3 separate regions of the Homo sapiens genome follow, and regions 1 and 2 are each linked to region 3. Evidence: read pairs that join two places in POLR2A ChIA-PET (ENCODE). Cell type or tissue: HepG2. All regions are shown on one strand. Region 1 overlaps EPS8L2 (EPS8 signaling adaptor L2). Region 2 overlaps AP2A2 (adaptor related protein complex 2 subunit alpha 2). Region 3 holds the start of PNPLA2 (patatin like domain 2, triacylglycerol lipase).

Region 1 (5,000 bases), 110 kb after region 3:
ACGAAAATTACAGACCAGTACCTCTAATGGACATCAACACAAAATACCCCTAACAACAATATTACCACATCAGTCCCTCAACACAGGAAAAAGGATCACACACTTGGAATAAATGAGGATTAGGCTGGTTCAACATTCAAAACAGTCAATCAGTGTGGTCCAGTACATTGAGACTGTCTCAAAAAAAAATAAAATAAAATAAAATAAATATAAAATAAAATTTAAAAATTAAATAAAAAAATAAATAAAATAAAATAAAATAAAATAAAATGGATCCTGGCCCTAAACGCAAAAGCCTACACTGGGAAGCATCCAAAAGAAAACACAGGAACTGGCCCAGCGCGGCGGCTCACGCCTGTAATCCCAGCACTTTGGGAGGCTAAGGCTGGTGGATCACCTGGGATCAGGAGTTCGAGACCAGCCTTGCCAACATGGTGAAACCCCATCTCTGATGAAAATACAAAAAATGAGCCGGGCATGGTGATGGATTCCTGTAATCCCAGATACTCAGGAGGCTGAGGCAGGAGAATTGCTTGAACCCAAGAGGTGGAGGTTGCAGTGAACCAAGATCACGCCACTGCACCCCAGCCTGGGTGACACAGCAAAGCTCCACCTCAAAAAAAAAAAGAAAAAAGAAAAGAAAAAGAAAACACAGGAACTTCCACAGTGAATTCCTAATTTACAAAAAATAAAAGAAAACACGGAAGAAATCTCCAGAAATTTGGTCAAAGGATGACTTCTTAGGATGCCAAAAACCCTAAACCATAAAAGAAAAACACATACGAATGGACATCATAAAAATTAATTTCCACTTATCAAACCACAATGATGGAGGCCGGACGCAGTGACTCAGTCCGTCATCCCAGCACTTTGGGAGGCAGGTGGATCACCTGAGGTCAGGCACTGGGGACCAGCCTGGCCAACATAGTGAAAACAGGTGGATCACTTGAGGTCAGGCGTTGGGGACCAGCCTGGCCAACATGGTGAAACCCCATCTGTACTAAAAATACAAAAATTAGGCCAGGCACGGTGGCTCACGCCTGTAATCCCACCACTTTGGGAGGCTGAGGTGGGTGGATCAATTGAGGTCAGGAGTTCAAGACCAGCCTGGCCAACATGGTGAAACCCCATCTCTGCTAAAGATATAAAAAATTAGCTGGGTGTGGTGGTGCGTGCCTGTAATCCCAGGTACTGGGGAGGCTGAGGCAGGAGAATCACTTGAACCCTTGAGGCGGAGGTTGCAGTGAACCAAGATCACGCCACCGCACTCCAGCCTAGGTGACAGGGTGAGACTCTGTCTCAGAGAAAAAAAAATTTAGCCAGGCGTGGTGGCGGGCGCCTGTAGTCCCAGCTACTCAGGAGGCTGAGGCAGGAGAATGGTTTGAACCTGGGAGGCAGAGGTTGCAGTGAGCTGAGATCGCGCCATTGCACTCCAGCCTGGGTGACAGAGCGAGACTCCGTCTCAAACACACAAACAAACAGAAACTGTGGTGATGAAGGCAGGCAGGTGTTGCCAGAGGTTGGGGGTAGCCACCAAGGTCGGGGATTCACAGGTTTGGAGTGATGGGGCTGATGGGTCGACTATGGTGGCAACAGAACCACACCCCCACGTACACATGGCTTTTACTGTGTGATAACTTAGAAAAAAGCAAACCATGGACCCGGGCTCAGGTGCCCCCCACCCACTGTCAGGGCCAATCTGATCCGGCCCCCACCTGGCTGGAGAGACTTCCCACCAGACTCTCACCCTCTCTCTGGTCCCCAGTGTCCTCATCGGGGAGAGGCAGGAAAGCCCCACCCACCCTCCACTCCTCACTCTGTTGGCCTCTGGGCAGACGAGGCTCCTGCTGGCTGGGGGCCAGGCCAGGCCAGCTGGGGCCAAAGTCCAGGAGCCAGGCTGAGAGGCCCCAGGCTCCTCCCGAAGAGGGCAGAGTCCCTGAGAAAGGTGGTGGAGCTGCCCAGGAAGAGGGGACTAAAGTGAACTCGGCCACTGCTCTGTGCCTTCCCCTGGACACTGAGCTGGCCGAAGTCACCAGCCTGGCTGTATGCAGGGTCTAGCTGCCCAGGCTGCTGGGAGGGCCCTGGTCACCCAAAACAGCCCGATTCAAGAGCTCAGGGACTCCTGATGGCTCTTTGGACCCATTGTACAGACGAGGAAACTGAGGCTCAAAGAGTAGTGACCTGTCTCACCTCTGCAGGTGTGGAGGACAGCAAGGGGGAACCAGGGGGCATTTTGGGCCCCCAGCCAGGGCTGTTTGTGGCAGAAAGGACTGGTCCTGCAGGAGGACCCAGCTCCAGGCTCCCTCACCCTCCCTCCTTTTCCTAGTCCTGTAGGCTTGGACCACAACCGGAAGCCCAGCTCGCACCCAGGCTTGGACGACAACCGGGAGCCCAGCTCGCACCCAGGCTTGGACGACAACCGGGAGCCCAGCTCGCACCCAGGCTTGGACGACAACCGGGAGCCCAGCTCGCACCCAGGCTTGGACCACAACCGGGAGCCCAGCTCGCACCCAGGCTTGGACCACAACCGGGAGCCCAGCTCGTACCCAGGCGCAGGGGCCTTTTTTTTTTTCCTTTTGAGATGGAGTCTCGCCCTGTCCCCCAGGCTGGAGTGCAGTGGCGCAATCCCGGCTCACTGCAACCTCCATTTCCCGGGTTCTAGTGATTCTCCTGTCTCAGCTTCCCAAGTAGCTGGGACTACAGGCTCCCACCACCACGTCCAGCTAAGTTTTGTAGTTTTAGTAGAGATGGGGTTTCACCATGTTGGTCAGGCTGGTCTCGAACTCCTGACGTCAGGTGATCCACCCGCCTCGGCCTCCCAAAGTGCTGGGATTACAGGTATGAACAACCGCGCCTGGTCCCTTTTTTTTTTCTCTTTTTTGAGATGGAGTCTCGCTCTGTTGCCCATGCTGGAGTGCAGTGGTGTGATCTCGGCTCACTGCAACCTCCGCCTCCTGGGTTCCAGTGATTCTCCTGCCTCAGCCTCCCGAGTAGCTGGGATTATAGGTATGCACCACGACGCCTGGCTAATTTTGTATTTTCAGTAGACATGAGGTTTTGCCATGTTGGTCAGGCTGGTCTCAAACTCCTAACCTCAGATGATCCACTCACCTCAGCCTCCCAAAGTGCTGGGATTACAGGCGTGAGCCACCGCGCCTGGCCTAAGACTCTGTTGCCCAGGCTGCTGGAGGGCCGTGGTGGGATCCTCCTGCCTGAGCCTCCCAAGTAGCTGGACTACGAGCTCACACTACCAGGCCTGGCTAGGAGGGGGGAGGATTGCTTGAGCCTAGGAGTTTGAGACCAGCCTGGGCAACATAGGGAGACTTCCATCTCCACAAAAAAATAAAATAATTAGATGGGCATGGTGGGGCCAGCCTGTAGGCCCAGCTACTGGGGAGGCTGAGGTGAGGGGATCACTTGAGTCCAGGAGGCGGAGGCTGTAGTGAGCCAAGATCGCACCACTGCACTCCAGCCTGGGCACCTGGGTGACAGAGCTAGACCCTGTCTCAAAATGAAAGAAAGAAAAGAAAAGAGAGAGACAGAGAGAGAGAGAAAGAAAGGAAGAAAAAAAGACACACACACACACACACACACGCACGCACGCACACACGCACACACGCACACAAAACCCCCCAAAAAAACATTTCCTGAGTTCTCCGTGTCAATGAAACTGACCTAGGAGAACAGAAAAGCCCTCAGGGCTGGCGGCTGGTCCGGCGCGTGCAGGCAGCCCCGTCTGAGCCCTGAGAAGCAGCCCGGGCCTCCCTGAATCCCCCATCAAGGGCGTCTTTGTTCTGCCTGCTCCCTCCCGATACAGTTCCTCGTTTTGGGGCCAGGATGATCATCTCCTCCAGGGGCTCTTCCCATCCAGGGCTGGGCAGCAGCCACAGTGTTTTCCCGGCACACCCTGGGCTGCCTCACCCCCCAGGCCGCGAGTTCCCAGGACTGGAACCAGAGGGGCGCTTTCCCCGGCCCCGTGGCTGAGCCCGGGACAGTGTGGGCAGTTCTGGCTCTGGCCTCCCCCGGCCCCGTGGGTGTCAGAAGCTGGGCTGACCACTCTCCCTGGAGCTTTCCTCCCTTCCTCCCTTCCTCCCTTTCTCTCTTTCTCTCTTTCTCTCTTTCGTTTTGAGACAGGGTCTAGCTCTGTCACCCAGGTGCCCAGGCTGGAGTGCAGTGGTGCGATCTTGGCTCACTACAGCCTCCGCCTCCCGGGCTCAAGTGACCCCCTCGCCTCAGCCTCCCCAGTAGCAGGGCCTACAGGCCGGCACCACCATGCCCGTCTAATTATTTTATTTTTTGTGGAGACGAGAACCTGAGGACAGCCATGTCCTGAGGGTGCTCCCTGGGGGCGGAGCCTACCTGGGGGCGGGGCCTTACCTGGACGTGGTACTGCGAGGTCTCGTGCATGATGACGTTGGAGTTGGAATACTTCTTCCTCTGCTCTGAACCGGGAGACACCAGTCACTCCCCCGACGGGCAGGACCCACAGCCTCCCGTCCAGTTGGGACTGGACCCACAAGGGAAGGTGGAGTCAAGCGGAGGGAGGCTGCTCCGTGGACCTCTTGGCCACCAGGAAGGATGTGGGTGTGAAATCAGGACCTGCAGGAAGCCCCCTCCCTCCCTCCAGGGAAGCCCCCTTGGAGAAGGACGCAGCTCGGAGAAGGCGATGGGCTTGCTCTGAGTGGAGTGGGGACCAGCAGCCTGTGCCCGGGGGGTTTCTGTCCCGGAGGGTGAGGGGACAGGAAGGGGGTCCCAGCCCGGCTTCTTCCCACTCTGAGAGCTGCCAGCTTCACTCTCCCTGCCCTCCCAGGTCTTCTCGCTTTCCAGACTAGGCACCTTGTCCAAAGACATAAGTGAAGGGTGCATCTAGCTAGCGAGAGGGCAGGGTCGTCTCTGGGGAAGGGCAGAGTGGGGGGAGGTGGGGGCTGGCCAGGCCCCCCTCCTGGAGCAGACACCTGGCGGCTTATCCTGCCTGAACCTCGCTGTGATCAGGTTACAGC
Region 2 (5,000 bases), 130 kb before region 3:
TGGCGGCTCCCCGACCCAAGCACTGTCCCAGGTGCTGGGAACACAACAGCTTCTGCCCTCAGGGGACCTTTAACAAAACACAGACACACCCAAACCTCCTGTCCCAGTCAGTCTCTCTTCCCAGCCCTGAAAGCTGCTCACAGCAGTGACCCCTGGGCAGGCTGCCCAGCGTCTCAGCATCCCCACTCCTCTCTGTATGATGGCTGACCAGCGGACGGCTCCACAAGAAAGCAGGACAGCAGGTACAGGAGGATGCTGGCAGCCTGATGCCCCCCAGGATGGCAGGTTTTTTGGACTTGGCTGAAAGAGTCACGAAAACAGTGTCTTGGGAGCTTCTGCCACACAAAGCCTGCAGGCAGCTTCACACAGCTGGGACTGCGCATGGGTGAGGCACTCTGCACTGGGTGCGGTGTGCCAGTGTGCGTGTGCCTATGTGTGCATGCCACTGTGTGTGTACATGTGTGCTTCTCACAAAGGTGTACACAGATCTGTGCTATTAAGTCTGCAACAGGGGACCTTGCGCTCTCTCCCTGGTTTGTGCCCTCTACTTTACCCACCCAAACACCAGGGAAAGAAACCACTCTGAGGGGGAACTTATGTTGTCCAGAATCAACAGAGCTCAGATCTAAAGCAGAAATACTAAAAACCTGGGGGCAGGAGAAAGAGGAAATACTACTACATGAGCTAAATCAACTTTCCTAAACGGAATCTACAGATTTTATATAAGGTTGTGAAACCACAAACTAAAACAAACAGCACATAATGTAGAGTTATAGAGGTAACCACCAGGAGAAACAGGCAGTTAACCCCCCTCCTCTGTGGGACAGAAACAGAGACAAGTTCCAGCTTCCCATCCACAGCTTGCTTTTAATTGCCCAATTTTCAACACACACACACACAAATACACACACACACACACCAAATACACACATGCACACATTTACAAACACACATGAATACACATTTATACAAACACAAATACACATATATACACACAAATACACGTACAAGCACACATAAACCAAATACACACAAATACACAAATGTACACGCCACACACAAATATACATATACACACATTTACAAACACACATAAATACAAATACACAGATACACAGAAATACACACGTACACAAACACAAATACAACATATATACACAAATATAAACACAAATACAACATATATACACATATACATACATACACATAAACACAAATACATACACACACACAAATACACACATGTACACACACATGCATAAATACAAATATACGCATACACACACACTTTAAAACGAGGGCAGGCCAGCCCCTGAGGAGGGGGAGAAGCATGGAAGGTGATGACAAGAGTGAACTTTGGGGCCAGCACGTGAGGTGGGAATCCAAGTGAGGTGGGAATCCAAGTGCAGCCTTTGACTCATTCTGCTGTGCCTCTGAGCTCCAGCTCCCTCAAAAGGAAAGCCACCAACGGCCGTACAACCTCACGGCATCATGTCTGTGCAAGAGAAGGTAGAGAGGCCAGGCACAGTGACTCACGTCTGCACTTTGGGAGGCTGAGGCGGGCGGATCACCTGAGGTCAGGAGTTCAAGACCAGCCTGGCCAGCATGGTGAAACCTCGTCTCTACTAAAAATACAAAAATTAGCCAGGCATGGTGGCAGGCGCCTGCAATCCCAGCTACTCAGGAAGTTGAGGCAGAAGAATCGCTTGAACCCAGGAGGCGGAGGTTGCAGTGAGCCGAGATCGCGCCATTGCACTACAGCCTGGGCAACAGAGCAAGACTCCATCTCAAAAAAAAAAAAAAAGAGAGAAGGTAGAGAGAAGAGTAGTGTCACGTCTCGGCCAGACCTGAGGACAGGAGAGCCTAAGCAGCCCCAGTATCCACAGAGGGCTGAGCATGATGCAAGAACCAGGGATGGAGTGACCTGGCCCAGCGCCCCTACTGAGCAGAGACGACGCAAAAGCAGGAAAAAGGGGAGGTGCAGGGACAGCAGGCAGACGGAGGCAGACGGAGGCAGACGGAGCCAGGACGGAGCCAGGGACTTCCAACTGCAGCTGCCAGGCAGGCCACTGTGTGAAGACAATGGGGGGGGGGGGCTCTTACGGTAGAAAAGCCACCCAGACCATGCCTCCTCTGACAGTTCAGGAAAACTAATTTCACATAAAAATACGCATTCAGGCTAGGCGCAGTGGCTCACGCCTATAATCCCAGCACTTTGGGAGACTGAGGCAGGTGGATCACTTGAAGTCAGGAGTTTGAGACCAGCCTGGGCAACATGGTGAAATCCTGTCTCTAGTAAAAACACAAAAATTAGCTGGGCATGGTGGCGTGCGCCTGTAATCCCAGCTACTGGGGAAGCTGAAGTGGAAGAATTGCCTGAACCCGAGAGGCAGAGGTTGCAGTGAGCCGAGATCACACCACTGCACTCCAGACTGGGCGACTGGGTGACAGAGAGAGAGGCTGTCTCAAAAACAAGAAAGACAATCCAGCACGACCATGGCTGAGATGACGGATGATGACCTGCAGGCAAGACTGACACATTCAAGTCAACTACCATGTCCCAAATTTACCAAAAACGCTCTAGTAGAAGCTGCATGATCAACGCAGCACCCCTGCAGTCATGACGGACGCAGGTAACAATCTGAGCCCTCCAGTGCCTGTCAGGGGCTCTCCTGTAAAGGAGCAGAGCGTGCTCCTGGCCAGGCACCAATTCGTGCCACTGACACTGCACTGATCTCCATAAGGCAGAGGGCCTCACAGGAGGACTTCAACCACCCCACCGTGCCGGGAACAGATCTAGCAAAAAAATCTTATCTTTTTAGATAAATTAGCTTGAGGAGAAGCGGGGAGGAGCTGAATTCTGAAAGGGTAAAGCATGAGCAAGAGTAACTGACCCACAGCAACAAGCCCAGCCACACAGAGTCTGATCTTTGTTAAAGAGTAACTGACCCACAGCAACAAGCCCAGCCCCACACACAGTCTGATCTTTGTTAAAGAGACGCTGGCCACAGTCATCCTGCACTATTCCTGTCTGAAATGCAGCCAGCCCATCAGCACTAAGGGTACTGTACTTGCATCAGGGAATTCTCGCAGTGAACTTAGGAGCTCTGGTGGCTAATGAGTAACCTGGACATGCCATAGCTACTGGCAAAAGCAAGTTACAATTTGCATTCCATGAAGTAGCAAAGAACACACTCTATAGGGGCAGGCTTGGATAAAAGCTCTTGAATTTTTACAATTATTGTCCCTGGTCATTCTTCAGGAACAGCATGCTGGTTAATGATTTCTTGTTTACAGGCTGAACTAATCAACAGAGAGGATTAGTATTCTGGGAACAGCCCAAGTTCCACAAAAAATAGTAAAGGAGCCTATGACAGATGATTATAAAATACCAAAGTACCAAAATCTTCTGTCCTTGCAATGTGCAGCAAAACTTGGTCTACAGAGTTTTAGTCTGTATATAAAGTGATTTCAGACTGGGCAGTGGCTCACGCCTATAATCCCAGCACCTTGGGAGGCTGAAGTGGGAGGGCTGTTTTGAGTCCAGGAGCTCGAGACCAGCCTAGGCAACATAGGGAGACCTGGTCTCCATAAATAATTTTTTAAAAAATTAGGTGTGGTGGTGCATGCCTGTGGTCCCAGCTACTAGGGAGGCTGAGGTGGGGGGAATCACCTGAGCCCAGGAAGTCAACACTCCAGTGAGCCAGGACAGACATCGCTGTACTCCAGCCTAGGCAACAAGGTGAGACTCTGTCTCAAAGAAATAAAGTGATTCCGCCGAGTAACCCAAAAGCCCAAAATTGACCAAGCCCAAGAATTTTTGAAGGAAGCTATAATTGCTAAAATTACTATTAAGGTGGTTAGCACAGCAGTCAGCCAAGCAAACTCTGAAATCAGGCCTGGACTGGAATGTCACTCCATGTTTTACTAGCTACGTGACCCTGGGCTATCAACTTAACCGCAACCTGCCTCGGTTTCTCTTCTTCAAATGGGTGTGCCATCAATGAAAGAGCTGTGATGAGAAGTGTGAAATAAGGAGCAAAGCACTGGTCCAGCCACGAGAAGCTACTGTGCCCATCACCAGGGATAAACTCACACGTTCTTTTTTTTTTTTTGAGACGGAGTCTCGCCCTGTCACCCAGGCTGGAGTGTGGTGGCACGATCTCGGCTCACTGCAACCTCCACCTCCCAGGTTCAAGCAATTCTCCTGCCTCAGCCTCCCAAGTAGCTGGAATTACAGGCGCCTGCCACTACGCCCAGCTAATTTTTGTATTTTTAGTAGAGGTGGGGTTTCACCATATTGGTCAGGCTGGTCTCAAACTCCTGACCTCAGGTGATCCACCCACCTCGGCCTCCCAAAGTGCTGGAATTACAGCTGGGAGTGCCTGGCCTCATCTTTTTTATTACAGCCATCTGGGTAAGTGTGATGCAGTATCTCATTGTGATTTTGATATGCATTTTTCTGATAGCTTTTATATGCTTATTGAACATTCGTAAATCTATTTGGAAGAAATATATATTTTAATACTTCATCAATTTTTTTTTTTTTTGAGATGCAGTCTCACTCTGTCACCCAGGCTGGAGTACAGTGACATGACCTCGGCTCACTGCAACATCCGCTTCCCAGGTTCAAGTGATTCTTGTGCCTCAGCCTCCCAAGAAGCTGGGATTACAGGTGCACACCACCACACCCAGTTAATTTTTGTATTTTAGTACAGACGGGGTTTCACCATGTTGGCTAGGCTGGTCTTGAACTCCTGACCTCGGGTGATCCACCTACCTCAGCCTCCCAAAATGCTGGGATTACAGGTATGGCCACCACACCCGCAGCCCCTAACACTTCATCAATTTTTTAATTTAGTTGTCTTCATGAAGTTTTTTATATATTCTAAATAACGAGCCCTTTATCAGGTACACGGTTTTCAAATATTTTCTCTCATTCTCAGGTTGCCATTTCACCTTCTAAATAGTATTTTGTAGCACACGTTATGAAGTCCAGA
Region 3 (5,000 bases):
AGACTTCATCTCAAAAAAAAAATAAAAAAATAAAATAGTTTGAGGCCAGCCTGGCCAACATGGTGAAACCCTATTTCTTTACTAAAAATACAAAAAGTAGCCAGGCATGGTGGCAGGCGCCTGTAATCCCAGCTAATGGGGAGGCTGAGGCAGGAGAATAGCTTGAACCTTGGAGGCAGAGGTTGCAGTGAGCTGAGATCCTGCCACTGCACTCCAGCCTTGGCAACAGAGCGAGACTCCGTCTCAAACAAAAAAAAAAAAAAAAAAGAGAGAGAGACTGGACAGGGAGCCTGGACAGAGCAGCTAGACAGAGAGGTTGGATGGGCCATCTGCCCCTAGAAAGGTTGTGCGCTTTCCCCAGCCCTCAGAAGAGGCTCCCACCACCCTACCCTGGGCACTCAGAAGTCAAAGGATCAGTGTTCTCCCTTGGTGCCCAGTGAGGAGTGGCTGGGAAGGCCACAGTCCTCGGAGCAGAGCTCACCAGGGGCTCCGGCGGGAAGAGGGCCTTGGAGAGGCGGTAGAGGTTGCGCAGGTTGAACTGGATGCTGGTGTTGGTGACCCGCAGCTCGTGGATGTTGGTGGAGCTGTCCTGCGGACAGATGTCACTCTCGCCCGAGAAGGGGGACACTGTGATGGTGTTCTTAAGCTCATAGAGTGGCAGGTTGTCTGAAATGCCACCATCCACGTAGCGCTTCCACGGGACACACAGACAGGACCGTATGTGAGGGCCTGTGGCTGCACTGGCCACCCACCCCAGCCACCCCACCCGGCCACCAAGGGCCCCATTCAGTGGCTACCTCATTTGAGCGTTTTACCCACTGGGCACTGGCTGTGGGCCAGCCTGGGCACTGAGCAGATGGTAGACGGGGGAGGGCAGGGACGGAGGAAGGGATGGGGGGCCAGGAAGCGTGCGTTGCCACAGCTGTTTCTTGAGTAACACAGGGGAAGTGGGTAACAGGCGGTGGCAGAGCAAGGGCCTGAAGGATGGCTCTAGGCGGCCTCCTCCTCTGTCCCTCATCCCACGGCCCACCCCATAGAAGGTGTCCAGGGCTAGGAATACTCACCACCCCCTGGAGGGAGGGAGGGATGAGCCCACAGTACACGGGGATGAAACCGCTGCAGACATTGGCCTTCAGGGCAGGGACAGAGTGGGAGAGAATGAGCAGAGGCCTTGAGGTTCCCACTGCCCCCCCCACCGCCACCCAGCATGGCTCCACCAGGCCCCACCTGGATGAGCTCGTCCTTGGAGTTGAAGTGGGATATAATGACATTCTCGCCGTCTGACACGCGGGTCAGGGAGATGCCCAGGCGCCCACTGGCATGCTCATGGCTATCAGCAGGCAGGACCTTCAGCAGGAAACTGCGGATGATCTTTACCAGGTTGAAGGAGGGGTGCAGGGGGCCCAGGAACCGCTTCCGGGCCTCTTTAGATACCTCAATGAACTTGGCACCAGCCTCACCTGGGGCACAGGGCCAAGGTTAGGGGCCCATGCTCCTGGGCTTAGCAACACCCACCTTCCTTCATAGCCCCATGTCCAGGGTTCCATGGCATACAGACCCTGGAGGAGGCCCAGTGAATGTGGGGCCTGGCTCACAGTTGGGACTTTGGCCACCTCCCCTGGGATGGCAGACAGCAGAGGCTGGCCAGCTGAGACCAGGACCTGCCCTCTGCCTGGTATTTCCCAACTGCCTGCCCTATGAGTCACTGGGCCTGGTGTGGCATCTAGCCCAGGAGAGGGGACAAGGCAGAAACTCAACTCTGACCGGCCTTAGCCTTCACCCACTTGGCCAGATCCAGCAGTGCGGGGATGGGGCAGACCCACAAAACCCATCCCGGCACACAGGTCACAGTTCACAGGCCCGGGAGTGTTGGGCTGGAAGTAGTCAGGGCCCAGTTCCTAGGAAGGCACACCTGTGTCCCACTGCAGCCAAGAGGAAGCACCCCAAACACTCCTCTTGGGGCGCAGGAGTGCTGGCCAGCTTGGGGATAGTCCCTGGAAGTGGTCGGGAGCACTGAGGGAGGAGCTGAGGTCCAAGCCCTCCTCCAGTGCATCACCCTGGTCAGGAGTGGGGCAGTGTGGAGCCAGGGGCTCTTCAGCCAGCACCTGCTGCACTATGGGCTCCAGCTGTGCAAGACCACCCGTGAGAAGGAGTCTTGTTGGGAGCAGGGTGGGGAAGCACTGTGGGAGAGGTGTCCTTGGCTCGGGTAGCAGGGACCTTGATGTATCTTGAAGCCAGGGGGCCGACTGAGGCGCTTGTCTGAAGGCCTCCATGAGAGGGAGGGGGCTGGAGGGGGCTGTTCCCAATAATAGCTCTAGTTATTGGGACCTGAGAGGTTCACTTCTGTGGTCCAGCCCCCTCCCTCCCAGGACAAAGTTCAGAGGAAGAGGGCAGGGGTGAGCCCCGGACAGGCTCCTGCTGAGCAGAGTGCCCCTGTCATCTTGGGTGTCCTCACAGGCTCCTGAAGTCGTGTGCTGTAAACATCACTCCCTCATGGCAGCCGATGGTGCGAGCCGAGGCCAGCCCAGCACACAGAGACCCATCCACTCCTGACCCAGGCACCAGAGCCCAGAAGCACCCTCACCCATGAAGTGTGCAAACGCGGTGGGCCGCAGCGGGGAGCCAGGCCACAGGGCACCGTGTGCAAGGAGAGGGCAGGAGAGCCCCTTCGCGCCCAGCCCTGACCTCAGCGGGGCTCCTCCTCCGGGCCCTTGGGAAGGACCAGGTCACGGTTCCCAGACGCCTCTCAAGAGGCTACCCCCATGCCAGGCCCCCTGATAGCAGCCTGCAACTGCGGAAGCCCAGGACACTGTGACCGATCGCTGGCACCGGTTGTAATATCCAGGGCCACGGGGTGACTTAGGTCCCTCCTCGGATTCTCACGGTCCCGCCCACGAGTTACTTTTTCTGTCCAATTAAGCAGCTTTTGCTGCACCTGCCCGCCCCCAAACCTTTGCGCCAGACAGGCGGGCCCCGGGCACCCTCGGAGCAAAACAAACCAGGCCCCGCCCCCAGGCCAGCGACCCGGATTGGATCCTCGCCGGGTTCCCCAGGCGCGGACCGGAACCCTCCCCACGGTACCCACCGACTCGCCGCGGGGCCCCTCCGCTCACGGAGACCATCCCCCGGCCCCGCACGGCCTTCCCGCCAGCCCCCCGCCTGCCGCCCCCGGCCCCGCTCACCCAGGCAGACCCCGGTGACCAGCGCCGTGGCCGTGAGCGCCCCGGCCGAGGCGCCGTAGATGTGCGTGGCGTTGGCCACCAGGAAGGGCGCGTGCTCGCGGAGGCAGGAGGCCACGCCGACGTAGTAGACGCCGAGGAAGCCGCAGCCCGCGAACGAGATGTTCCACGTCTTCTCGCGGGGAAACATCGCGGCGGCGGCCGCCGGGCCCCGGGTTCCGTGGGCGGCCAGGCCTCTGTGAGCCGCCTGCTCGCCGCTCGCTCGCTGGAGCCGGGGGCCGGGCAGGTCCCGCTGCGGCTCTAGCTCGGGGTCCCCGCTGGCGGAGGCGAAGAAGCTACGCGGGCGGCGCGGAGGCGGCGCTTTTAAGTGTGGGACTCACGGCGGGGGCGGGGCCGGCACACGAAGACCAATCGGGGCGCGCAGGGAACGGCCGTGCCCTCGGGACCCGCCCCCGTCCTTGACCCGGCCCCCCGCGCTGGAGCCCCGCCCTCCGCTGCCGCCCGGAGAAAGCTTCTGCCCTCCCTCCGCCCCTGCTGGGCACGGCTGGGGGCACACGCCTAGGGGTGTAGGGTGGGCTGGGCGCAGGCCCGAGCCTGGGGGCCGGAAGCCTCACACAGACCTGGGTACCGGCGAGAGGGAGCTCTGGTTTCAGGGCAGCCACCGCCCCTCCCCACCGGGTCCGCCTCCCACACCCACCCGGGACAGAGGAGCTGGTCCCTGGACAGAGGCGCACCGGCAGCACCCCCAGACCTGAAAGCCGCACAGGCCTCGGGAGCCCCGGGACCCACAGGCTCACCCACAGACAGACCCATAAACATCCAAGGCCAAGGCCGGATGCGAGTCCCGCAAACCCTTCGTGGGGGACCCCAGCTCCGCAGACCCACGCGACCTGACGTGGGGCCTCAGCCCTGCCCCGCGCCCGCGACCCTTCCGGACCTTGGCTTCTTACCTGGGTCTGGCCCTGCCTGTTCAGGCTTTGGGGCTGCCTGCGTCTGACTGGGGCCGCCCTGCTCCCGATAATTGCCCCAGAGGTGGAGCAATCCTGGGTGATGTCACCCTTTCACCCCTTTTCCGCATTTTTCTCCTGGTCAGTGGAGCAAACAGGGCTTGGAGTAGATCCAGGATCCCTCCCTGAACCTCACCCCACCCCCAAACGAGAGGCTTTCTCAGGTTGGGGTGGGAGGCAATGAGATTCTGTCTCCCCAGGAACACTGGCTCCCCAGGCTGAGGTCATCTCTGGACCTAGCTGTTGCCAGAGCTGCAGAGGGTCTGGGATGGGGCTTGGGGCTGCCCCCAACCCAAGCTGAGTTAGGGAAGCCAGAACAGGGCCAGAACAGGATGGGGCCATCTAGGGGGATGCTGCCCAGTCCTCAGCCTCTTTGCTCCCAGCCATCCCAGACAGCACTGGAAAGTCAACCCTGCCCCAGCCCTACTGGGGGCCGGTAGGCATTTACATAAGCTCAAAATGAGAGGAGGCCGGGTGTGGAAGCTCACACCTGTAATCCCAGCACTTGGGGAGGCCAAGACGGGCGGATCACAGAAAGTCGGGAGTTTGAGACCGCCTGGCTGGTGAAACGCTGTCTCTACCAAAAATACAAAAATTAGCCGGTCAGGGTGGCACACGCCTGTAATCCCAGCTACTCGGGAGGCTGAGGCAGGAGAATCACTTGAACCTGGGAGGCGGAGGTTGCAGTGAGCTGAGATCGCACCACTGCACTCCAGCCTGGGGGGCAGAGCGAGGCTCCGTCCTAAAAAGAGGCCGGGCACAGTGGCCCATGCCTGTAATCCCAGCACTTTGGGAGGCCGAGGAGGGCAGATCA

What was found. ChIA-PET counts read pairs that join two places held together with the same protein. Peaks named below come from ENCODE experiments on the same cell type or tissue, not always from the same donor. Only the 100,000 strongest peaks of a DNase experiment are listed, where the experiment ranks them.
Region 1: POLR2A ChIA-PET joins it to region 3 with 14 read pairs; 11 of 35 experiments call an interaction of 5 or more read pairs at or near these places.
Region 2: POLR2A ChIA-PET joins it to region 3 with 11 read pairs; 3 of 35 experiments call an interaction of 5 or more read pairs at or near these places.

What each region holds. Positions count from the first base shown.
Region 1 is chr11:709,864-714,863 of GRCh38, reverse strand. It overlaps EPS8L2 (EPS8 signaling adaptor L2), which reads right to left. Exons shown (of 21, transcript NM_022772.4): 4 at 4,378-4,442. Among named protein-coding and RNA genes, the nearest start is that of EPS8L2, 6.1 kb to the right of the region's middle. RefSeq lists an enhancer at 4,228-5,000. In HepG2, no CTCF peak of the experiment used is centred here; DNase peaks (open chromatin) are centred at 1,883 and 3,793.
Region 2 is chr11:950,642-955,641 of GRCh38, reverse strand. All of the region lies in intron 1 of AP2A2 (adaptor related protein complex 2 subunit alpha 2), which reads right to left. Among named protein-coding and RNA genes, the nearest start is that of AP2A2, 27 kb to the right of the region's middle. RefSeq lists enhancers at 1-279, 280-943, 1,051-1,659. In HepG2, no CTCF peak of the experiment used is centred here; DNase peaks (open chromatin) are centred at 1,931 and 3,041; H3K4me3 peaks cover 1,050 bases.
Region 3 is chr11:818,088-823,087 of GRCh38, reverse strand. PNPLA2 (patatin like domain 2, triacylglycerol lipase) reads right to left here and starts at 4,174. Exons shown (of 10, transcript NM_020376.4): 1 at 4,130-4,174; 2 at 3,183-3,514; 3 at 1,228-1,460; 4 at 1,065-1,130; 5 at 482-691. The coding sequence starts at 3,369. RefSeq lists enhancers at 2,540-2,589, 4,125-4,419 and a silencer at 3,040-3,929. In HepG2, no CTCF peak of the experiment used is centred here; DNase peaks (open chromatin) are centred at 1,677, 2,907, 3,567 and 4,257; H3K4me3 peaks cover 2,962 bases.